Regions from separate parts of the Homo sapiens genome. Here all the other regions are linked to region 1. Evidence: chromatin contacts called from ENCODE Hi-C or POLR2A ChIA-PET data. All regions are on one chromosome and are shown on one strand. Each heading gives the region's core, a stretch centred on a gene start or an enhancer-like site at or near the end of the contact. The rest is flanking DNA. Distances are from core to core; before and after follow the strand shown.

What was found. A loop is a pair of places that touch in the nucleus more often than their neighbours do. ChIA-PET counts read pairs that join two places held with the same protein, here RNA polymerase II (POLR2A). Pooled maps may share reads with other maps.
Region 2: a loop to region 1 is called in a pooled map, with 6 times the contacts of the local background. The contact joins the promoter of ZNF253 here to the promoter of ZNF43 in region 1. A Hi-C loop is called at or near these places in 2 of 37 single-sample maps with no recorded cell type and 5 of 50 pooled maps.
Region 3: a pooled map shows a loop between it and region 1 (11-fold over the local background). The contact joins the promoter of ZNF681 here to the promoter of ZNF43 in region 1. A Hi-C loop is called at or near these places in 2 of 37 single-sample maps with no recorded cell type and 11 of 50 pooled maps. POLR2A ChIA-PET finds 5 or more read pairs at or near these places in 4 of 52 experiments (CD4-positive, alpha-beta T cell, CD8-positive, alpha-beta memory T cell, activated naive CD8-positive, alpha-beta T cell and 1 more).
Region 4: a map of naive thymus-derived CD4-positive, alpha-beta T cell shows a loop between it and region 1 (4-fold over the local background). The contact joins the promoter of ZNF675 here to the promoter of ZNF43 in region 1. A Hi-C loop is called at or near these places in 1 of 168 maps with a recorded cell type or tissue (naive thymus-derived CD4-positive, alpha-beta T cell), 2 of 37 single-sample maps with no recorded cell type and 7 of 50 pooled maps. POLR2A ChIA-PET finds 5 or more read pairs at or near these places in 2 of 52 experiments (T-cell and activated CD4-positive, alpha-beta T cell).
Region 5: a map of CD4-positive, alpha-beta T cell shows a loop between it and region 1 (3-fold over the local background). The contact joins the promoter of ZNF682 here to the promoter of ZNF43 in region 1. A Hi-C loop is called at or near these places in 1 of 168 maps with a recorded cell type or tissue (CD4-positive, alpha-beta T cell), 1 of 37 single-sample maps with no recorded cell type and 5 of 50 pooled maps. POLR2A ChIA-PET finds 5 or more read pairs at or near these places in 2 of 52 experiments (activated CD4-positive, alpha-beta memory T cell and naive thymus-derived CD4-positive, alpha-beta T cell).
Region 6: a loop to region 1 is called in a map of naive thymus-derived CD4-positive, alpha-beta T cell, with 8 times the contacts of the local background. The contact joins the enhancer-like site here to the promoter of ZNF43 in region 1. A Hi-C loop is called at or near these places in 1 of 168 maps with a recorded cell type or tissue (naive thymus-derived CD4-positive, alpha-beta T cell) and 7 of 50 pooled maps. POLR2A ChIA-PET finds 5 or more read pairs at or near these places in 1 of 52 experiments (AG04449).
Region 7: a map of CD8-positive, alpha-beta T cell shows a loop between it and region 1 (4-fold over the local background). The contact joins the promoter of ZNF91 here to the promoter of ZNF43 in region 1. A Hi-C loop is called at or near these places in 3 of 168 maps with a recorded cell type or tissue (CD8-positive, alpha-beta T cell and naive thymus-derived CD4-positive, alpha-beta T cell), 1 of 37 single-sample maps with no recorded cell type and 16 of 50 pooled maps. POLR2A ChIA-PET finds 5 or more read pairs at or near these places in 5 of 52 experiments (B cell, CD4-positive, alpha-beta T cell, activated B cell and 2 more).

The regions. Positions count from the first base shown.
Region 1 is chr19:21,834,470-21,837,708 of GRCh38, forward strand. ZNF43 (zinc finger protein 43) reads right to left here and starts at 1,713. Exons shown (of 4, transcript NM_003423.4): 1 at 1,567-1,713. The coding sequence starts at 1,569. RefSeq lists enhancers at 804-1,777, 1,307-1,396, 1,437-1,486, 1,507-1,666, 1,778-2,750.
Region 2 is chr19:19,864,432-19,867,670 of GRCh38, forward strand. ZNF253 (zinc finger protein 253) reads left to right here and starts at 1,451. Exons shown (of 4, transcript NM_021047.3): 1 at 1,451-1,568. The coding sequence starts at 1,566. It overlaps LOC124904664 (a long non-coding RNA gene), which reads right to left. Exons shown (of 4, transcript XR_007067169.1): 1 at 2,005-3,239. RefSeq lists an enhancer at 1,482-1,911.
Region 3 is chr19:23,757,356-23,760,594 of GRCh38, forward strand. ZNF681 (zinc finger protein 681) reads right to left here and starts at 1,536. Exons shown (of 4, transcript NM_138286.3): 1 at 1,392-1,536. The coding sequence starts at 1,394. It also overlaps a transcript of RPSA2 not described here. RefSeq lists an enhancer at 1,216-1,734.
Region 4 is chr19:23,685,528-23,688,766 of GRCh38, forward strand. It overlaps ZNF675 (zinc finger protein 675), which reads right to left and starts at 1,685. Exons shown (of 4, transcript NM_138330.3): 1 at 1,504-1,685. The coding sequence starts at 1,506. RefSeq lists enhancers at 121-1,091, 1,223-1,612, 1,903-1,952.
Region 5 is chr19:20,037,938-20,041,176 of GRCh38, forward strand. ZNF682 (zinc finger protein 682) reads right to left here and starts at 1,568. Exons shown (of 4, transcript NM_033196.3): 1 at 1,406-1,568. The coding sequence starts at 1,408. RefSeq lists an enhancer at 1,338-1,914.
Region 6 is chr19:20,236,707-20,239,945 of GRCh38, forward strand. LOC105372310 (a long non-coding RNA gene) reads right to left here. Exons shown (of 7, transcript XR_007067164.1): 3 at 2,276-3,084; 4 at 1,582-1,844. Among named protein-coding and RNA genes, the nearest start is that of ZNF486, 71 kb to the left of the region's middle. RefSeq lists enhancers at 979-1,489, 2,001-2,519. Within about 2 kb of position 1,770, at least 17 of the 41 ENCODE cell types and tissues checked have a DNase peak (open chromatin) inside an H3K27ac peak, as active enhancers do.
Region 7 is chr19:23,393,689-23,396,927 of GRCh38, forward strand. ZNF91 (zinc finger protein 91) reads right to left here and starts at 1,783. Exons shown (of 4, transcript NM_003430.4): 1 at 1,637-1,783. The coding sequence starts at 1,666. RefSeq lists an enhancer at 1,185-2,053.

The sequences.
Region 1 (3,239 bases), core at 463-2,962:
AAATTTAGGCCGGACTCGGTGGCTCACGCCTGTAATCCTTGCACTTTGGGAGGCCAAGGCGGGTGGATCACAAGGTCAGGAGTTCGAAACCAGCTTGGCCAACAAGGTGAAACCCTGTCTCAACTAAAAATACAAAAAAATTAACCAGGCACGGTGGCAGGTGCCTGTAATTCCAGCTACTCGGGAGGCTGAGGCAGGAGAATCGGTTGAACCCGGGAGGTTGCAATGAGCTGAGATTGCACCATTGCACTCCAGCCTGGGAAACAAAGCGAGAGGAAGGATGGAAGCAAGGATGGAAAGATGGAAGGAAGGAAGGAAGGAAGGAAAGAAAGAAGAAGGAAAGAAGAAAGGAAAATTTATTTAAGTCCATCCAATGATTTTTCAAAAAATAATTAAAATATCTGTATCAAAAATATACAGATATCTAAAATATCTTTATCTAAAACGTATCTCTGTATCTAAAATGTACACTAAAAAAAAAAAAAAAATAGCCCGGCTCGGTGGCTATTTTTAAGTGCTGTAATCCTAGCACTTTGGGAGGCTGAGGCGGGTGGATCATCTGAGCTCAGGAGTTCGAGACCACCTGGCCAATATAGTGAAATCCCGTCTTTACTAAAAATACAAAAAAAATTAGCTGGGTGTGGTGGCAGGCACCTGTAATCCCAGCTACTAAGGAGGCTGAGGCAAGAAAATCGCTTGAATCCGGGAGACGGAGGTTGCAGGGAGCCGAGATAGCACCATTGCACTCCAGCCTGGGCAGCAAAAGCGAAAGTCCATCTCAAAAAAAAAAAAAAAAAGAAAAAAAAGAAAAAATAGTTGATAACGTGAATTGCGGAGAAGAAGGTGGCATTTGGGAATGTCAGAAATAAAGGAAAATCTAGTTTAGTTTTTTTTTTTTTTTTTTTCCAGAGGGAGTTTCACTCTGTGGCCCAGGCTGGAGTGCAATGGCGCGATCTCGGCTCACTGCATCCTCCGCCTCCTGGGTTCAAGCGATTTTCCTGTCTCAGCCTCCCTAGTAGCTGCGATTACAGGCGCGCGCCACCACGCCCAGCTAATTTTTGTATTTTTAGTATAGACGGGGTTCACCATATTAGCCAGGCTGCTCTCGAACTCCTCACCTCGTCATCCACCCACCTCGACCTCCCAAAGTGCTGGGATTAAAGGCGTGACCCACCGCGCCCGGCCGACTCTCCTGTTTCTAATAGACCAAAAGAGGGACTAGAAATGCCACGGACCAAAGCTCTTCCTATTCATGAAACTGCATCACGAGTCAGGATTCTCTCCTGACGACCCTCCTGTGGCCCCTGCACAATTTGGGAGAGACGCCGCGTTGCGGCTGCAGAGCTGCCCACAGAGGGCTGCAGGCCGGGACACAGTCACTGCGCAGAGAAGAGACAGGACGCCCGGGGCTGCCTCCCAGAGCAGCCGCCATCTTATGGCTGAAGGGGATTGAGGCCGAGCTGGGCAAGAACTCCGGCACGCGCAGATTGTGGAGCTGACTGCGGGAAGGCCTGAGTCACGCCACAGCCCCTTCCCCCTCTCGGGATGTCGGACCGGCACTCTCACCATTTCTAGGCTTCCGGGGGGTCCTGGCGTCTTAGCTGTGGATCCCCCAATACCCGCAGGTCACAGAGCCACAGAGGCTGGACCTCTAGCAGCAGAGGACACAGAAGAACGAAGACGAGACGCAGAGCTCCAACTGCAGCCAGAGACAAAGGCCCCGCCACATCCCGGAAGCCGCCCTGTCCTCTCCTGCCCCGTGCCTGATTGGACGGTTTCCAGCCCAGCGTCCCTGATTGGATAACTTCTAAGGTCCTGCCCCCGCAAACCCTGAATGAAAGATGTGATCAGACGCTGGGCTGAAAGAAGAAAGAATGACAGCCTAGGCTGCCGCCTTTTCAGGCAGGGCTTCCTCCCTGAGCAGAGCAGGCCCAACCCAGAGGGTATTTGCCTTTAACCTTGTGTATAAGGTCATCTTCACTTATAAGTAATATACTATATGGATACTAAAAAATGAAAACAATTGTTTTTGAATTTCAGCTTTTATGACCTTCCTGGCTTCTGGCCCTTTGAGTAGGAAGTATTACAAACATTGAATATTTTATTATTTATCCTCTGTGGGGTTTTTCTTATTCTTGAGAGGGAGTCTCTGTTACCCAGGCTGGAGTGCAGGGTCATGACTGCAGCTCACTGCAGCCTCAGCAATCTAGGCTTGAGCAATTTACCTGTCTCAGCCTTCTGAGTAGCTGGGACCACTGGCATGTGGCCCCATGCTCAGCTAATTTGTTATCATATTTTTATTTGTAGAGATGAAGCCTCACTAGATAGCCCAGAATGGTCTCAAACTCTTGGGCTCAATGAATCCTACAAAGTCAGCCTCCCAAAGTACTGGGATTATAGGCATGAACCATCACATTCAGACTGAATTATTTTATCAAAAAATTTTTTTAAAGCATTGAGGTCCATTAATAGAATTCAAGGAAATGTTATGCACATGTTTTAAAAGCAAATTAAAAAGCATATACAAAAAGAGAACATTTTTTAAAAAACTAAATATAGGTAATGTTACCAGAAAAAGTTTAGATCTCCTGACTTTAAGTTGCAGTATGCTAATGGAATATTCTTAGTGGATAGTATTCCATTTTCATAAGAAATTCAAAACAAGATAATTTCCAGGTTTTAGAAACTGATGTAAAACATAAAAATATAGAAAATCTCTAATGTGTTCCCATGATATAGTATTACTTGAAATATAAACTGGGCAAACTCAGCAAAAGACAATTTAATCTCAAATTTCAAAATAGGTACAGAAGTTCTAATGGAATAATAAATGGAATCCAGGATTTTATTCATAAAAAGGCTAAAAAGTGACCATTCTCTGTGATTTTGAAAGTAGGAATTTGTGTAAACAGATGTGTATTTGCATCTACATTTGCCTACACTTACTTTTTTTTTTTTTTTTTTTTTTTTTTTGAGACGGAGTCTTGCTCTGTCGACCAGGCTGGAGTGCAGTGGCACAATCTCGGCTCACTGCAACCTCCGCCTCCCAGGTTCAAGCGATTCTCCTGACTCAGCCTACCAAGTAGCTGGGGATACAGGTGCATGACCCCATGCCCAGCTAATTTTTTTATGATATATTCATTTATTCAGATTACTCGATAATTAAAAATTATATTTTCTATGAATACCAGCTAATTTTTTGTATTTTTAGTAGAGACAGGGTTTCACCCTGTTAGCCA
Region 2 (3,239 bases), core at 201-2,700, 2.0 Mb before region 1:
CCTCAAGTATTCCACTCACCTTGGCTTCCCAAAGTGCTGGGATTACAGGCGTGAGCCAACGCACCTGTCCCTAAATGATTTCTTTCTATCTCCTATAACAGTTTGAAATTACTTAAAGGTTGTTTCAAACTGAAAAAATAAAAAGAATGTAGATATAAATAAAATATAGTTAAAAAATTACAGGAGATTACAAATTATATATGTAAATCTCGAGAGGTCAAAAATGACAAATTTTGTTTATTTACAAGGTTTTATTTATGTATTTATTCATTTTTGGAGACGCAGTCTCACTTTGTCACCCAGGCTTGAGTGCAGTGGTGCGATCTTGGCTCACCGCAACCTCTGCCTCCTGGGTTCAAGCCATTCTCCTGCCTCAGCCTCCTGAGTAGCTGGGACCACAGGTGCATGCCACCACGCCCGGGTAATTTTTTGTATTTTTAGTAGAGACAGAGTTTCACCGTGTTAGCCAGGATGGTCTCGATTTCCTGACCCAGTGATCTGCCCTCCTCAGCCTCCCAAAGTACTGGGATTACAGGCCTGAGCCACCGCACCTGGCTTTACAAGGTCTTATTAAAATTAGCTTTAGTATTGATAATACACTATTACCAAAGTAAAAGTTGACTTTCTCTTGAACAAACATTTCATGTATTATTAATATGACAGCAAAGTACTTCTGTTCACCTTTTGAATACATTCAAAAAGAGAGAGAATATGAGATAGAATTTTCCCATGCTCTGGGATGGGATGCTCAGCTCAGGGAGGAAGCCGTTTGAAAAGGCTCCAGCTAGGCTAGGCGCGGTGGCTCACGCTTGTAATCCCAGCACTTTGGGAGGCCGAGGCGGGCGGATCACCTGAGATCGGGAGCTCGAGACCAGCCTGACCAACACGGAGAAACCCTGTCTCTACTAAAAGTACAAAAAATTAGACGGGCGTGGTGAGGCATGCCTGTAATCCCAGCTACATGGGAGGCTGAGGTAGGAGAATCGCTTGAACCCGGGAGGTGCAGGTTGCGGTGAGCCAACATCGTGCCATTGCACTCTAGCCTGGGCAACAAGAGGGAAACTCCGTCTCGGTGGGGGGAAAAAAGAAAGAAAAGAAAGAAAGAAAGAAAGAAAGAAAAAGAAAGAAAGAAAGAAAGGAAAGAAAGAAAGAAAGAAAGAAAGAAAGAAAGAAAGAAAGAAAGAAAGAAAGAAAGAAAGAAAGAAAGAAAGAAAGAAAGAAAGAAAGAAAGAAAGAAAGAAAGAAAGAAAAGGCTGCAGCCTAGGCTGTCACTCTTTCTTCACTCAGCCCAGTATCTGATCACATCTGTCACTCAGCGGCTGGGGAGGCGGGGCCTTAGGCATTATCCAATGAGGGACGCTGGGCCGGAAACCGTCCAATCAGGCACGCAGCTGGAGCGAACCACATGGTTTCTGGGGGCCTTTGTTTCTCGCTGCAGCGGGAGCTCCAGGTTTATCCTCAGTGTTCTGTGTCCTGTGCTTATAGAGGCCCGTCCTCTGTGGCCGTGTGACCTGCAAGTATTGGGAGAGCCACAGCTAAACCCCGGGACCCCTGGAAGCCTAGAAATGGTGAGTGCCGGGTCCAACGTCCCGAGAGAGGGGAGAGGCTGTTTGGAACGGTGGGAAGTGGCTCTGGCGGGACTCTGCTTCCTCACAGTCAGCTCCACAATCTGCCGCCGGAGTTCTCCCTGCCCAGCTCGGCCTCAGTCCCCTTCAGCCATAAGATGGCGGCTGCGGTGACATCCGGGGCCCGGCACAGTGATTGTGCCCTGGCCTGGAGCCCTCTTTCAGCAGCTCTGCACCCGCAGCACCGCGTCTCTCCCAGATCATGCAAGGACCACGGGAGGGTCGTCAGGGGAGAATCCTGACTCGGTTCCCTGCGGGTTCATGAATGGGAAGAGCTTTGGTCCGTGAGGTTGTTAGAAACAAGCGCTTGGTGCCGCAAAACAACACAAAACAAAAAACTACCCAGCACTTAGAAAATTTCACAGGAAGGCATATTTACTTCTGAAGAAGAGTGCTGCTCGCGTCCGACCTGATCGCAAGAGCACACAGAAGAAAGGAAGGAAGGTTTTTTTTTTTTTTGAGGCGGAGTTTTGCTCTTGTGGCCCAGGCTAAAGTACAATGGCGCGATCTCGGCTCACTGCAACCTCCGTCTCCCGGGTTCAAGTGATTCTCCTGCCTCAGCCTCCCGAGTAGCTGGGGTTACAGGCATGCGTCACCACACCCGGCTGATTTTGTATTTTTAGTAGACATGCCGTTTCACCATGTTGGTCAGGCTGGTTTTGAACTCCCGAACTCAGTTGATCCGCCCGCCTCGGCCTCCCAGTTTGAAAGGGGTTTTTAACCCTAAACGCCGTTATTGCCTCTGTGTCCTTCCCCCATTGGCCGGGGTCTGACCTCACAATCTAGGCTGACCCGATTGGCTACTTTCCAAATAAGGAAGGGGTTCGGGTCGCAGATTGGAACAGGCGGTTTGGGTTGTTTACGGAGCGGGTGTCTAGGTACAAAGAGGTACAAAAAAGTTGGTCCTAAGAACAAGGAACAAGAAAGTTAGGCCCTTGAAGAGGAATCTATTATATCTGTCAGGGTTCACAGTTTCCCTTTTCTCCTATTAAAAATTTATGGGGCCGGGCGCGGTGGCTCACGCCTGTAATAACAACACTTCAGGAGGTCGAGGTGGATGGATCACTTGAGGTCAGGAGTTGAAGACCAGCCTGGCCAAAATGGGGAAACCCCATCTCTACTAAAAGTACAAAAATTAGCTGGGTGTGATGGCGAATGTCTGGTTTTCTGTTTCTGCATTAGTTTTCTGAAATAATGGTCTACAGCTTTATTGATGTTATTGCAAAGGACATGATCATTTATTTTTAAATGGCCAGAGAGTATTCCATGATATTTATGTACCATATTTTGTTTTTACTAAATCTTTTATTTTATTTTATTTTTGGAGACAGAGTGTCACTTATTGCCCAGGCTAGAGTGCTGTGGAGTGATGCAGCCTTATTTAGCCTCAACCTCCCTGGCTCAAGCAATTCTCTCCTACCTCATCCTTTCACGTAGCTTGATCTACACGCTGGTGTTACCACGCCTGGCCAATTTTTCTCTTTGTATTTTCTGTGGAGACAGGATTTTGCAATGTTGCCCAGGTTGGTCTTAAACTTCTAAGCTCAGGCAATCCACCTGCCTCAGCCTCCCAGAGTGCTGGGATTACAGGCATGAGCCACCGCATCTGACCAT
Region 3 (3,239 bases), core at 286-2,785, 1.9 Mb after region 1:
ATTTTTATTTCTTCTGTTTCTCTGTCATTGATTTTTTTTAAAAAGTATACACAATAAAAGCTAAATATAGACAGAGAGGAATGCGGAAAGAATTTAATGTATTTTAGAGAAATTTATATTGTGTCTGTTTACTTGTTTGTGACTTGTAGAGCAACTACTAGATCTGTAAGAATAGAAAACAAGTTGCTAGATAGAATGCAAGCACTAGTTTTAATAAAAAATTATAACCATAAAATATATACTTTATTTTTTTAATTTATCTGCTTTTGTGTTTCAGGAATTGTAAGCACCAGCCCTAGCAGCAGAATTCACCAGCCAAAACTCCGATCTCCAAAAATCAGTTCTATGAGGCAAGACTTAAGGGTAGGGCCAGACCTAAATAAGGCCTCCAAAAAGGTGAACCTGAGCAGAACTGGGGCAGGGAGTGGACTCTATATAGAATTCTGTTCTCTATGCCACTGGGGTATTTCCAGTTCTGTTTTTCCTAAACTTACCTTAAAAAAAAAATCCTTAAATCTCAGAGTTTGTATAATTTTAATCTTTCTTAGACCCTGCCCTATCAATTATATGACATATACTAATAAGCAATTTGAACACATTTATAAAGGTTTTCTAGGGTAATTTTATTAAAAGATAAATATGTATTAACAAGGTAAAAGAAATGGAAATAGAAATAATTCTTCTGTCTATAAATATCCCTTCAGGTGATGACATCGCAAGTCACAATTATATAAAGTGGCACAAATAGAGCCCAAATTTTCTGCACACATCTATTTATTGTACCAATTATATGATGCTTAATTTAACCATTTATCCAGTTGCTAGACTAAAAGCTCCTGGATTGTAGGGACCATGACTGCTTCATCTATTTTTCTAATGGCCATATGAAAAGAAAACAATTTAGCCGGGCGTGGTGGCAAATGTCTGTAATTACACCTACTCGGGAGGCTGTCTCGGCCTCCCAAAGTGCTGGAATTACACGCGCGAGCCACCGCGCCAGGCCTTTTGACTCTCATACATTTTTAATGAAAGGAAAGAGAGACTAGGAACGCCACGGACCAAAGCTCTTCCCATTCATGAACCCGGCACCCGTCAGGATTCGCCCCTGACGACCCTCCCGTGGTCCCTGCACAATCTGGGAGAGACCCGGCGCTGCGGATGCAGAGCCACCCAGAGAGAGCTGCAGGCCAGGACACAGTCACTGAGCAGGGAGGAGAAAGGACGCCCGGGGGGCTGGCTGTCAGCGCAGCCGCCATCTTATGGTCCAAGTGGACTGAGGCCGCCTGGGCGAGGAGAACTCAGGGCGCAAATTGTGGAGCTGACTGCGGCGAGGTCTGAGTCCCGCCACAGCCCCTTCCCCTCTCTCGGGATGTCGGACCCGACATTCTCACCATTTCTAGGTTTCCGGGGGACCTGGCGTCTTAGCTATGGATCGCCAATACCTGCAGGTCAGAGGGCCATAGAGGCTGGGCCTCTAGAAGAAGAGGACACAGAGCAGTGAAGACGAGACCCGGAGCTCGGGCTGAAGGGAGAGACAAAGGCCCCGCCAATCCCGGAAGCCGCCCTGTCTGCTCCAGCTGCATGCCTGATTGGACAGTTCCCAGCCCAGCGTCCCTGACTGGATAATGATTAAAACCCCACCCCTCAGGTCCTGAGTGACAGAAGATGTGATCAGATGCTCTGCTGAATGAAGACTAACAACGTAAGTTGCAGCGTTTTCAGACAGGGCTCCCTCCCTGAGCTAAGCCAGGCCCACCCAACAGGGTATTTGCCTTTAACCTTCTGTGTAAGGTCACATGCATTTCAAATAATATACTAGATAGCTATTCAAAAATAAAAATATATATAATAACAATTATTTTAATATTTCATCTTTTATGACCGTCCTGGTTTCTGGCAGCCATAGTCCCTACCCCGACAGCCCCCAGCCCAGATGGCATTCAAATCTTCCTGGATGGGCTTGATGCCCGTCACTCACGCGCTCTTTAGCACTGCGTTGTGTTGGTTACTCAGGCCTGGGAGAGGTGGTGGGGATTGTAGATCCAGGGTAGGAGCCACCTTACACCCAGAGTTCACCTGGCCACATGCCAGCAAGGAAGCCCATGAAGCACAGCCCTAGACACTGAGCCTCGGCACCTCCAGCTGCACTTTCTATTTATATATCAGGTTTTTTTTTTTTTTTTTTTGAGACGGAGTCTCGCTCTGTTGCCCAGGATGGAGTGCAGTGGCACAATCTCAGATCACAACAACCTCTGCCTCCTGGGTTCAAGTGATTCTCTTGCCTCAGCCTCCCGAGGAGCTGGGACTACAGGTGCGTGCCACCATGCCCGGCTAATTTTTGCATTTTTAGTAGAGACGGGGTTTCACTATGTTGGCCAGGCTGGTCTTGAACTCCTGACCTCGTGATTGGCCCGCCTCAGCCTCCCAAAGTGCTGGGGTTACAGGTGTGAGCCACCGCGCCCGGCCTATATATCAGGTTTTTAAAACCATAAATAAACAGACACAAAAGCAGCCACTTTGATTGAGGAGAAAGTGGGAGCCTAAAGCAGCTGACCCTCAAACAGCTTTGCCAAGCCTCAGGCCAGGCCAGGCCATCTCAACACTCCAAGGCTACATGATAGTTACAGAGGACGACAGTTCCCATAGGTACTTGTCAAGCACTGTGCTAGCTTCTCAGTCACAGAGTCTCAGAATTTCTCCTTGCCAATACCCTGTGAGGGGAGGCCCTAACTCACTAGAGCACAGGAGGTTCCTAAGCTCTTCCCAGGAAATGGTTAACAAAGTGTGGAGCTGGGGGAAAACCCAGTCAGAACAAATGACTTCCCAGGGTCTCCCTTGACTCCATCCCTATCTCCACATGGGGCCAGGAGGTGAAGCGAGCCCCCTAACCCCCTCCATTCCACTCTCTCCTCAAAGTGGCTGTTTTTGTGTTTTCTTATTTATGGGATTTCAAAAGCCTGATTTTTAATTTTGAGTAGTTTCAGGCTTGTATGGGTGTATTTGTATAGGCTTTATTAGAAGGAAGAGGGCTTAAGACAATAACATTTTTAAAATGTCTCAGTGGGGAATAGACTTCCATGTCATGAACGATGATGTTGACCTCCTTCTGCTGTCTTTGTGCAAAGTATAAATAGTGTGAGAATTGGCATGTGCTGGGTTGTGGTTTCAGTGTGGGAGGGCAGTTCCTTAAGATGGAAACCAAATCTCACCGAGCTGTAGCAGCCACACTCACCTTTTAT
Region 4 (3,239 bases), core at 435-2,934, 1.9 Mb after region 1:
TGACCCAAAAATATTCTGATACTATCTCTGTGCCTAGAGAAGATTTTTAAAAATGAGGCGAAAAGATTTTTTACAATACAGTATCAGGGAATTGTTCTTCTTTTTCTTCTCATAAAAAATATTTTCAAACAGAAAACGATTTTTTTAAGTGCCATTCAATGTCAAAAAATGCTTAGTTAAAATACAGTATCTAAAGTGTACAATAAAAGACAAATAGTTGATAATGTGAATTAGAAAGGGGAAGCTGGCATTTGAGAATGTGAGAAGAAACTGGAAATTTAGTATTTTACTGCAAGTCATAGTTAGTCTGGAGGAATGGGATGAGGGGTAGGCTTGAGACCCAGCTTGAGAGAACTGTGAAAAATGCAGGGGAAAATCAGTCTCCTGTGGAGTGTGAAAATAACTAAGTAGCAGGCAATTAGACGGAGGTTACTCTAGTCCCTGGGTTCCTATTTTTTAAAAACTCTAACTCAAATGCATTTTTTTGCAAATTACTGAATTGAGGGAAACAAAAATTTAGGCTTAACCAATCATAAACTGCCAATTAACCTCTGATTACATAACCAGGAAATGTCCACCTTAATTGTACAAGTCAAGTAACTATGAACTGTACCTAACCAATTATTTAATTTGGTTTTCTTCATCATGTACCTTTAAAAGTCTTTCCTTCAAGCTGCTCTCATAAAGTCACAAGCTCCAAACCACAGCTGAATGCTCCACAATTTTTGAATCACTCTTTGATTAAATTCTCCAATATTTTTGTGGTGATCCCCATAATTTATTTATTTATTTAACTTATTTATTTATATATTTTTTAAGACGGAGTTTCGGTCTTGTTAACCAGGCTGGAGTGCAATGGCGTCATCTCGGCTCACTGCAACCGCCACCTCCCGGGTTCAAGCGGTTCTCCTGCCTCAGCCTTCTGAGTATCTGGGATTACAGGCATGTGCCACCACGCCCGGCTAATTTTGTATTTTTAGTAGAAACGGGGTTTCACCATGTTGGTCAGGCTGGTCTTGAACTCCTGACCTCAGGTGATCCACCCACCTCGGTCTCCCAAAGTGCTGGTATTACTGACCTGAGCCACCGCGCCCGGCCCTCCCATAAAATTTTAATAGGAGAAAACAGGAACTGGGAACCCCACGGACCAAAACTCTTCCCATTAATGAACCCGCACCCTGAGTCAGGATTCTCCGGTGACGGCCCTCCTGTGGTCCCTGCACAATCTGAGAGAAATGCGGCGCTGCGGGTACAGAGCTGCCCAGAGAGGGCTACAGGCCAGGGCACAGTCACTAGGCAGAGAAGAGACGGGATGCCCCGGGGCTGGCTGTCAGCGCGCCGCCATCTTATGGCTGCAGGGGACTGAGCCGAGCTGGGGAAGGAGAACTCGGGGTGCAGATTGTGGAGCTGACTGCGGGGAGGCCTGAGTCCCGCCATAGCCATTTCCCACGGGTTCCAACCAGCCCCTTCCCCCTCTCGGGATGTCGCACCCGTAACTCTCACCATTTCTAGGCTTCCAGGGGGTCCTGGAGTCTTAGCTGTGGATCTCTCAATTTCTGCAGGTCACAGGCCCACAGAGGCTGGACCTCTAGGAGCAGAGGACACAGAGCAATGAAAGCGAGACCTGGAGCTCCGGCTGCAGCGAGAGACAAAGGCGCCGCCAAATCCCGGAAGCCATCTTGTCTGCTCCAGCTGCGTGCCTGATTGGACGGTTCCCAGCCCAGCGTGCCTGATTGGACAACGTTTAAGGTCCTGACCCTTCAGGCCCTGAGTGACAGAAGATGTGATCAGACACTGGGCTGAGTGAAGACTGATAGCCTGCGCTGCAGCCTTTTCAGCCGGGGCTTCCTCTTTTAGCTGAGCCAGGCCCATCCCATAGGGTATTTGTATTTAACCTTGTGTATAAGGTCATATACATTTATAAATGATATATGGCTACTCACAAAGAAAAATAATATAATAATAATTATTTTAGAATTTCAGACTTTATGACCTTCCTGGCTTCTGGTCCTTTGAGTAGGCAGCCTGAGAATTTTAAAAAGAGGCAATCCTCAAATAAAATGTGAGCCACATGTGAATTTTAAATTTTCTAGTAGTCAAACTTTAAAAAGAAAAAAACAAGTGGAATTGATTGTAACAATCTAACCCAATATATCCAAAGTACTATCATTTTAGTATGAGAGCAATATGAAATTATTGATGAAATACACATATATATGTATATATGTGTATACACACACACACACACACACACACACACACACACATATATGGAACTAAATCTTTGAAAATAACTCTATTTTACCTAACACATTGCAATTCAGACCAGCCACATTCCAGGCACCCAGTAGCCACACGTGGCCAATAGCTGCCACATTAAAATGCAGCTCTGATGTCAGGGGGGTGAAGAAGAGCCTGAACATCCCTTTTTTGCCAGAGGTGAGGGGACAGCCTCTCTCTACCAACATCTCTCTTCAATTCCAAGGAAAAAACAGTTAGTGACCATAGAAAGAACAGAGGACAGATAGAATAAAATAACCACAGGTCGACCTGTGGTTACCTCTGGTTATTTTATTAACTACTGCTGCCCACCTGTTGCTCACCTTAATTCCAAACATCAGACAGTGAACAAAGAATGATGAAGCCACAAAACAAGAAAACTCTGTATCTTCAGATCTGTCCACAGTCTTAACCTCCAATGTTTAGATATGGAGAAAATAGATTAAAGGCAAACTTATTTTGCTATTTGGCCTTGGCCCTAACGGTCAGCCTGTGGTTATCTGTTTTCTCCTGTGGTGTGGTGAACTGTGTGAGTATAAGCACCAATCACACGCAGACATGTCTACATGTATTTTTGCATTATTCAATATTCTCTTACAAGACATAAGACTTTAAGTCAAGAATAAAGGTAATGTGAGTCTTTTTTCTTGCATTGGCGCTACCCACAGGGTGCATCATGACATATTGCTAAGTTCTGCATTCAGGTTATGTGGCTCTCTTCTTTTACCCAGGCCCAGAATATTTTGCACAATAGAACATATTACTAGGCCCAACATATATAAAATGGGAGGCCCTTGCCTGAGCCTTTTTTACAGAGGGCCTTGTGACATATCTCTGCATCAATCACCTAAGAGATGCAACTGTCCATTTTTCCCTGCACTCTGCCCACAGGAAAAATTGTGACTTATCATTAAGCCTAGGTAGCAGGTGATGTGTCTCTCCTGCCTGGGCCTTGAGCC
Region 5 (3,239 bases), core at 318-2,817, 1.8 Mb before region 1:
GCCACATTCCCATACCTGGCAGGGTTGCCCCTGAGAGGAGATGGCCCAGGGGCTGATATTCACTAGACACCTCAGGAGACACAGCCACTGTGGGCATCTCATGTCATCCCCAGACAGTTCTGAAACTCAAAACCAGGAAAATAACACAGGGTGGCTGAGGATGCATTGCCCTGTGAAGTTTCCAAAGTGGAACCTCAACCCAAAAACATTCTGATAAGGTGTCTGTGCCTAGGAAAGATTAAAGGGAGATTGGCACAAAGGTTTTTGTTTTTTGGTCTTTTTTTTTTTCATGGTGGAGTGTTGGGATTATTCTCTGCTTTCATCTCCTGTAAAATGTTTGCAAATGAAAAACAATTCTTTTTCTAAAAAGTGCCATCCGCTGCTCTTTGAAATAATGATCAATCAAAATACTGTGTCTGAAATGTACAAAAAAGGACTAATAGTTGATAATGTTGTGAATTAGAGAGGGGAAGTTGGTGTTGAAGAATGTCAGGAAAGAACTGAAAATTTAAAATTCAACTGCAAGTCAGAGTTAGGCTGGGGCAACAGAGTGGTAGCTTTGAGATTCTGTTTGTCACACATTTGGAAAATCCAAGAGAAAACCACTTCTGTGGAGTGTTAAATAAATAGCAGGCAGTTAGACTGAGGTGGCTCTAGTACCCTGAGTTCCTACATTAAAAAAAAAAAAAATCAAAGGCAAATACATTTCTTGTAAATTGCTACCTTAGGGGGAAACAAAATTCAGATTTTTCAGATTTAAGCAACCACAAACCTTCAATTAACTTCTGATTACATAACCAGGCAATGACAACCTGAATAGTCTAAATAAGATGACTACATAACTGGAACGAGTCAGTTACTGAATTCGGTTTGCTTCATCCTGCACTTTATAAAAAACTTTCCTTCAAGCTCTTCGGCTGGACCCCCAACCACAAACCGTGGCTGGGTGCTCTCTGAGCATAAATCACTGTTAACTTCAATAAGTTTTCAACATTTTAAAGGTGACTCCCATAGTTTTTAAACAGGAGAAGGAAAAGACTGAGGACCCCCGGGATCACAGCACTTCCCACGCACAAACCACACACGGGGTCTGGACTCTGCCCTGAGGACGCTTCCATTGTCCCCGCAGTCGGGGCAGACGCAAGAACGCGCGCGGCTCTTCCCAGGGTGGGCTCCGGGCGGGAAGCGGGAGAACGGAACGGGATGCCCGCCCAGGGTCCCGGCTGCTGGCCCACCTCGCATCCTGTGCCCGGAGGTGATCGACGGCCGAGCTGTGCCTGCCGGGGACTCCAGTCCGCAGACTCCGGAGCTGACAGCTGGGAGGCCCCAGTCCCGTCACTGCCGGTTCCGGCCGGTTTCAACCAGCCCTGCCCCCACCTCGGGATGCGCGGCCTGGCACACTCACCATTTTTCGGCTTCCGGGATGTCGTGGAGTCTTAGCTCTGGATCTCACAGCATCTGCAAGTCAGAGGGCAACAGAGGCTGCGACAGTCACCGGGAACTACTAGAGCAGAGGATACTAAGCAATGAAGATGGACCCTGAGCTCTGGCTGGAGCGAGACAAAGGCCCCGCCAGCTCCAGGACACCGCCCCCTCTACCTTGGCTGCGCACCTGATTGGACAGTTCCCACTCTAGCGCCCATGATTGGATACAGTTCCATGCCCCGCCCCCTCAGGTCATGAGTGACAGGAGGCGTGATCTGAGAATGTGTTGAATAAGGCAAGAGTTACAGGTTTTTCCTGAACCCTTTTCTGGCGCGCTTCCTTCCTGAATTGGAAACTGGCCCTTCCTGGGGAACATTTGCATTTAACTTTGTATATAAAGTTATCTTTATTTGTGAATAGTATACATATGTTATTCACAAATGGAAACAATATAATGACAATTATTTTAAAATCTCAGATTTCATCATTTTCCTAGCCTCCAGTCTTTTGAGCAGGCAGCCTAAGATGTCGCAAGGGAGGCAATTCTCTAAGAAATAAACTGTGAAGCACATATGAATTTTACATTTTCTAGTAGCCACATTTTAAAAAAGAAACCAGGCGTGGTAGCCTGTGCCTGTAGTTCTAGCAACTAGGGAGGCTGAGGCGGGAGCATCACTTGAGGCCAGGAGTTTTAAGACCAGCCCGGGCAACATAGCGATGATCCCATCTCTACAAAAAATAATTAAAAATTTAGCCAAGTCTGGTGGTGCACGCCTGCAGTCCTAGCTACTCAGAAGGCTGAGGCGGGAGGATCACTTGACCCTGGGAGACCAAGACTGCAGTGAGCCACGATCACACCATTGCACTACAGCCGGGGTGACAGAGTGAAACCAAGTTTAAAAAAAAAAAGATCTCTGAAGAAGGCATTTTCTCTTTCTGCAATTTAGCCAAGCAGCTGAGTATGTCTTGAAGTCATCTTCTAATTTTTAACAGGGCAAGGATGTTTTCTAAAACCCCAGTCTCCAGAGTTGCCATGGGGCAAATCCCGGCAGCATACATGAAAATCACTCACAGCTAATGCATTCTTCATCAGATCCAGTGCTTCTTACCCCTGGCAAATAAAAATCACCTGCGGGGTTGGGAGCGGTGGTTCACGCCTATAATCTCAGCATTTTGGGAGGCCGAGACGGGCGTATCACCTGAGGTCAGGAGTTCGAGACCAGCCTGGCCAACATGGTGAAACCCCCATCTCTACTAAAAATACAAAAATTAGCCGGGCATGGTGGCACACGCCTGTAATCCCAGCTACTCGGGAGGCTGAGGCAGGAGAATGGCTTGAACGTGGGAGGCGGAGGTTGCAGTGAGTCGAGATCGCGCCATTGCAGAGTGAGACTTCGTGGGGAGGGTGGTGGTGGCGGCGGGGGGTGTGGAGAATGACTGGAGGGGCGGGGCAGGATGTAAACTTAAAATCCCTGAAGCCCAAGTTGCAACAGACCAATTAAATTAGAATCCTTGGAGTTGGATCTGGGCAACAATATGGTTTAAAGCTCTCAGGGTGATTACAGTGTGTAGCCAAGTACCCAAACTACTGCTTTTCACCAACAGCTTTTTCTTTTTTTTTTTTGAGATAGAGTTTTGCTCTTTTTGCCCATCCTGGAGTTCAATGGTGCGGTCTCGGCTCACTGCAACCTCCGCCTCCCGGGTTCAAGCGATTCTCCTGCCTCAGCCTCCCAAGTAGGTGGGATTACAGGCGCTTGCCACCACGCCCGCTAACTTTTTGTATTTTTAGTACAGACAGGGTTTCACCATGTTGG
Region 6 (3,239 bases), core at 520-3,019, 1.6 Mb before region 1:
AAATGATTAATTGAGGAACGTGGGGTACATTTCAGGCCCTGCTTAGGACACATGTGAAAAATGCTAGGGAAAAATCAGTCCCCTGTGGGGTGTGGAAATAATTAAGTGGCAGGCAATTAGACTGAGGATGCTCTAGTCCTCGGATTCCTCCTTCTAAAATAAAAATCTAAACTCAAGTGCAGTTTTTGCTAAATTACTACATTCGGGAAACAAAATTCAGGCTTAAAAAACCATAAACTGCCAATTAAGCTCTGATTACATAACCAGGAAATTTCCACCTTAATTGTACAAAGAAACTACATAACTATACGTATTGAATTATTGAATATGGTTTTCTTCATCATGCACCTTATCAATGTTTCCTTCAAGCCCCTCCCATGGACCGCAAACTACAAACTATAGCTGGGTGCTCTTGAATGACTGATTAAATTATTTGATATTTTTGCGGTGACTCCCATAATTTATGTATTTATTTATTTTTTTAGACAAAGTCTTAGGCCGGGCGCGGTGGTTCACGCCTGTAATCCCAGCACTTTGGGAGGCCAAGGCGGGCGGATCACGAGGTCAGGAGATGGAGACCATCCTGGTTAACACAGTGAAACCCCGTCTCTACTAAAAATACAAAAAATTAGCCAGGCAAGGTGGCGGGCGCCTGTAGTCCCAGCTACTCGGGAAGCTGAGGCAGGAGAATGGCGTGAACCCCAGGGGGCGGAGCCTGCAGTGGGCCGAGATCGCGCCACTGTACTCCAGCCTGGGCGACAGCGAGACTCCGTCTCAAAAAAAAAAAAAAAAAAAAAAAGGACAAAGTCTTGCTCTGTCACCCAGGCTGGAATGCAGTGGTGTGATATCAGCTCACTGCAGCCTCCGCCTCCTGGGTTCAAGCGATTCTCTCTCCTCTGCCTCCCGAGTAGCTGGGACTAGAGACATTCGCCATCACACTCAGCTAATTTTTCTATTTTCTTTGTAGAGATGGGGTTTCCCCATTTTGCCCAGGCTGGTCTTCAACTCCTGACCTCAAGTGATCAGCCCTTCTCAGCCTCCCAAAGTGTTGGGATTACTGGCATTTCGTACCTGGCACCATACTTTTTTTTTTTCTTTGAGACGGAGTCTCCCTCTGTCGCCCAGGCTGGAGTGGTGGTGCAATCTCGGCTCAATGCAAGCTCCACCTCCCGGATTCCACACATTTTTAATAACAGAAAAGAGAAACTGTGAACCCCACGGACCAAAGCTCTTCCCATTCATGAACCCACATCCCGAGTCAGGATTCTCCCCTGACGACCCTCCCATGGTCCCTGCAAAATCTGGGAGAAACGCGGCGCTGCCGCTGCAGAGCTGCCTAGAAAGGGCTCCAGGCCATGGCACAGTCACTGCGAGAGGAAGAGACAGGAGGCCTGGCGGCCCGGCTGTCAGCGCAGTCGCCATCTTAAGGCTGAAGGGGGCTGAGGCCAACCTGGGCAAGGAGAACTTGGGGCGCACATTGTGGAGCTGACTGCGAAGAGGCCTGAGTCCCGCCACAGTCACTTCCCACCAGTTCCACCCTGCCCCTCTTCCTGTCTCGGGATGTCGGCCGGGCACTCTCACCATTTCTATGCTTCCAGGGTGTCCTGGGGTTTTAGCTGTGGATCTCCCAATACCTGCAGGTCACAGGGCCACAGAGGCTGGGCCTCCAGGAGAATAGGACACAGACCAGTGAAGACGAGACCTGAAACGCCGGCTGCAGCTAGAGACAAAGGCCGCGCCAAAAGCGGAAAGCCGTCCTCGTCGCTCCAGCTGCGTGCCTGATTGGACGGTTTCCAGCCCAGCGTCTCTGATTGGATAATGCTTTAGGTCCCGCCCCTCAGGCCCTGAGTGACAGAAGATGTGATCAGATGCTGGGCTAAGTGAAGAGAGACAGCCTAAGCTGCAGCCTTTACAGGCAGGGCTTCCTTCCTGAGCTGACCCAGGCCCCCCCCAGAGCATGAGAAAATTCTCTTTTGTACTCACTCTCCTTTTGAATGTATTCAAAAGGTGAACAGAAGTATTTTGCTGGCATATTAATAATACATAAAATTTTTGTTCAAGAGAAAATCAACGTTTACTTTGTTAGTAGTGTATTATCAATACTAAAGCTAATGTTTTTTTTTTTTTTTTTGAGACGGAGTCTCGCTTTGTCACCCAGGCTGGAGTGCAGTGGCGGGGTCTCGCTCACCCGATTTTCCTGCCTCAGCCTCCTGAGTAGCTGGGATTACAGCTACTATTGTTGAAAAACAATAGACAATCACAAAAACAAGCTGACCTTTTTGTGTTCCTTAAGCCCTGTCCTGAAGAGCCCTGTGACTGGGCTTTATGCCAAACAACTCGTTACTAAAGAGCTGTGGTCCCAGACTGCACCGAAGCTTCATGAGACCTCTCCTCGTCTGTGCACGGACGAGTGGCCAACTCTGGAGCCCAGGCTGTTGCTTCCCTGTCTGGTGGTGAATCCTCCACAGTCTGATGAGGGTGGTGTCTGACTCTGGAGCTCAGGCTGTTGCTTCTTGGTCTGGTGGTGAGTCCTTCATAGTCTGGTGAGTGCGGGTGTCCCACTCTGGAACCCATGCTGTTGCTTCCTGGCCTGGTGGAGAATCTTCCAGCCTGGAGAGTGCGGTGTCTGACTCTGGAGCCCAAGGCTGGAAACTTGGGGACGTCCCAAATCCCGGAATGGAAACTCCCCCAGTTCTCCCCCTTGGCGTGCCCTATCTGGTGAGTTTCGGGGGAACTCATGACCCAAGTCATAATAGGAATTTCAAGCCTCATAAAGACATCATGGTTGAAGCAGAGGTGTTTCGTTTCCAGCAAAGCCCAATAGCAAGCTAACAATTGCTCCTCGAAAGGGTTATAAGCTTTGCTGGCCTCTGGCAGTTTCTGGGTCCAAAACCAGAAATGTACCTCTTCCCATCTTGTTTCTGCCTAAGGCTCCAATTAGCATGTTGATCTAGGACAGTTACTTGCAGTTCTACGGGACCATCCCAAATGGGTCATAGATCCAGGGCCAGTTGCACTGCTTGTTTATCTTGTTCGGAAGCCATGATCTCTTTCTCTCCCCAAAGTCATAGCGTTTTCTGGTGGCTGCATGCAGAGGTTGTAACATGTTACCCAAGTGGGGAATATGATGTCTCCAGAATCCAAACAAGCCAATAAATTTCTGAGCCTCATTTTTAGTGGTAGGGGTTGCAAATTCTAGTATTTTAGGCTTAGCCTTTGGTAAAATGAATTATTTCCCT
Region 7 (3,239 bases), core at 533-3,032, 1.6 Mb after region 1:
CAAATGCTTTGTCAAAAAAAAAATTAATTGGCCAGATGCGGTGGCTCACGTCTGTAATCCCAGCTCTTTGGGAGGCCGAAGTGGGCAGACCAGCTGAGGCCAGGAGTTCGAGACCAGCCTGGCCAACATAGTGAAACCCTGTCTGTACTAAAAATACAAAAATTAGCCAGACGTGGTCGTGGGCACCTGTAAGTCCAGCTACTTGGGAGACTGAGAGAGGAGAATCATTTGAGCCCAGTAGGCGGAGGTTGTAGTGAGCCTAGTGCGTCACTGCACTCCAGCCTGGGTGACAGAGCAAGGCTCTGTCTCAAAAATTAAAAATAAAAATGATTAAAATCGGTATCAAAATGTACACTACAGGACAAATAGTTGATAAAGTGAATTAGGGAGGGGAAATTGGCATTTGGGAATGTCAGACGAAACTGGAAATTTAGTATTTTACTGCAAGCCAGAGTTAGGCTGGAGGAACAGGGGATGAGGGGTGGACTTGAGGCCCTGCTTGAGACACATGTAAAAAATTCAGGGAAAAATCGTCCCCTTTTGAGTGTGAGAAAAATTAAGTGGCAGGCAATTAGATTGAGGTGGCTCTAGTCCTCGGATTTCTACTTCTAAAAATAAAAATCTAAACTCAAGAGCATTTTTTGGTAAATTACTACATTGGCAGAAGCAAAATTTAGGCTTAAGCAACTATAAACTGCCAATTAAGCTCTGATTACATAAGAAGGATATTTCCACCTAGATTGTAAAAATTAAGAAACTAGGCCAGGTGCGGTGGTTCACGCCTGTAATTCCAGCACTTTCGGAGGCCAAGGTGGGTGGATCACCTAAGGTCAGGAGTTCCAGACCAGCCTGGCCAACAAGGTGAAACCCCGTCTCTCCGAAAAATAAAAAAATTGGCCTGGTGTGGTGGCAGGCGCCTGTAATCCCAGCTACTAGGGCTGAGGCAGGAGAATCGCTTGAACCCGGAAGGCAGAGGTTGCGGTGAGCCGAGATCACGCCACTGCACTCCAGCCCGCGCGAGAGAGCAAAACTCCTTTTCAAAAAACAAAACAAAACAAAACCTACATAACTGTACCTAGCAAATTACTGAATTTGGTTTTCTTTACCATGAACCTTATAAAAATATCTCCTTCAAGGCCTTTCATAGACCACAAATTACAAACCATAGCTGGGTGCTCTACAATGTTTGAATCACTCTTTGATTAAATTATTTAATCTTTTCGCGGTGACGCCCATAAATTTTTAATAGAAAAAAAGAGGCCCTGGGAACCCCACGGACTAAAGTGCTTCCTATTCATGAGCCAGCACCTCCAGTCAGGATTCTCCCCTGACGACCCTCCCGTGATCCCTGCACAATCTGGGAGAGACGCGGCGCTGCGGGAGCAGAGCTGCCCAGAGAGGGCTCCAGGCCAGGACACAGTCACTGGGCAGGGAAGAGACAGGACGCCCGGAGCCCGCCTGTCAACGCAGCCGCCATCTTATCGCTGAAGGGGACTGAGGCCGAGCTGGGCAAGGAGAACCCGGGCACGGATTGTGGAGCTGACTGAAGGAAGGCCTGAGGCTCGCCACAGCCGCATCCCACCGGTTTCAACGAGCCCCGTTCCCTCTCTCGGGACGTCGCACCTGGCAGTCTCACCATTTCTAGGCTTCCAGGGGTTCCTGGCATCTTAGCTGTGGCTCTCCAATACCTGCAGGTCACAGGGCCACACAGGCTGGGCCTCCTGGAGCAGAGGACACAGAGCAGTGAAGTCGAGACCTGGAAACTCCGGCGGCAGCGAGAGACAAAGGCCCAGCCACATCCCGGAAGCCGCCCTGTCCGCTCCAGCTTTGTGCCTGATTGGACAGTTCCCAGCCCAGCGTCCCTGATTAGATAACGTTTAAGGCCCCGCCTTCTCAGGCCCTGAGTGACAGAAGATGTGATCAGACACTGGGCTGAATGAAGAAAGAGTGACAGCGTAGGCTGCAGCCTTTTCAGGCAGGGCTTCCTCAGCTCAGCCAGGCCCACCTCAGAGCATGGGAAAATCCTCTCTCTTCTTTGCTCTCTTTCAATGTATTCAAAATGTGAACAAAAATATTTGATGTATATTAATAATACATAAAATTTTTGTTCCAGAGAAAATCAACTTTTACTTTATTGTGTATTATCAATAATAAAGCTAATTTGATAAAACATTGTAAGTCTCTCAGCCGGGCGCCGTGGCTCACACCTGTAATCCCAACACTTTGGGAGGCCGAGGCAGGTGGATCTCCTGAGGTCAGGAGTCCGAGACCAGTCTGGCTAACATGGTGAAACCCCATCTCTACTAAAAATACAAAATTATTGAGCATGGTGGTGCGTGCCTGTAATCCCAACTACTCGGGAGGCTGAGGCAGGAGAATTGCTAGAACCCGGGAGGCCAAGGTTGCAGTAAGCCTAGATCGCGCCAATACATTCCAGACTGAACAATAAGAGTGAAATTCCATTTCAAAAAAATGAAAAATAAAATATAAAAATTAGCTGAGCATGGTGGCACACGTCTGTAATCCCAGCTACTCCGGAGGCTGAGGCAGGAGAATCGCCTGAACCCGGGAGGCGGAGGTTGTAGTGAGTTGAGATCATGCCACTGCACCCCAGCAAAAAATAAAAATAAAAATACATTAAAATTTTTTTGACCTCTCTAGATTTTTATACATATTTTATGATCTCTTATAATTTTTTAATTTTTTTTTTTTGAGACTGAGTCTTGCTCTGTGGCCCAGGCTGAAGTCCAGCGGCACGATCTCGGCTCACTGCAACCTCTGCCTTTCAGGTCCAAGGGATTCTCCTCCCTCAGCCTCTGGAGTAGCTGGGATGACAGGTGCACCACCACACCTGACTAATTTTTTGTATTTTTAGTAGAGATGCGGTTTCACCATGTTGGCCAGGCTGGTCTCGAACTCCTGGCCTCAGGTGATCCACCTGCCTTAGCCTCCCAAAGTAGTGGGATTACATGGGTAAGCCATGATGCCGGTCCATTGTTTAACTTTTTATATTTCATTTTAATCTACATTATTTTTACTTTTTCAATTTGAAGGAACCTTTAAGTAATTTCAAAGCAGACAAATGTTTCTAACTTTCTTCATCAAAAGCATATTTTGCTTTTGTTTATACTCTCTCTATTTTCTTTTAATTTCCAAGAGAGAAGCTTGTTCTGTCACCCAGGCTGAAGTGCAGTGGCATGATTTCAGCTCACTGCAACCTCCACCTCCCAGATTCAAGC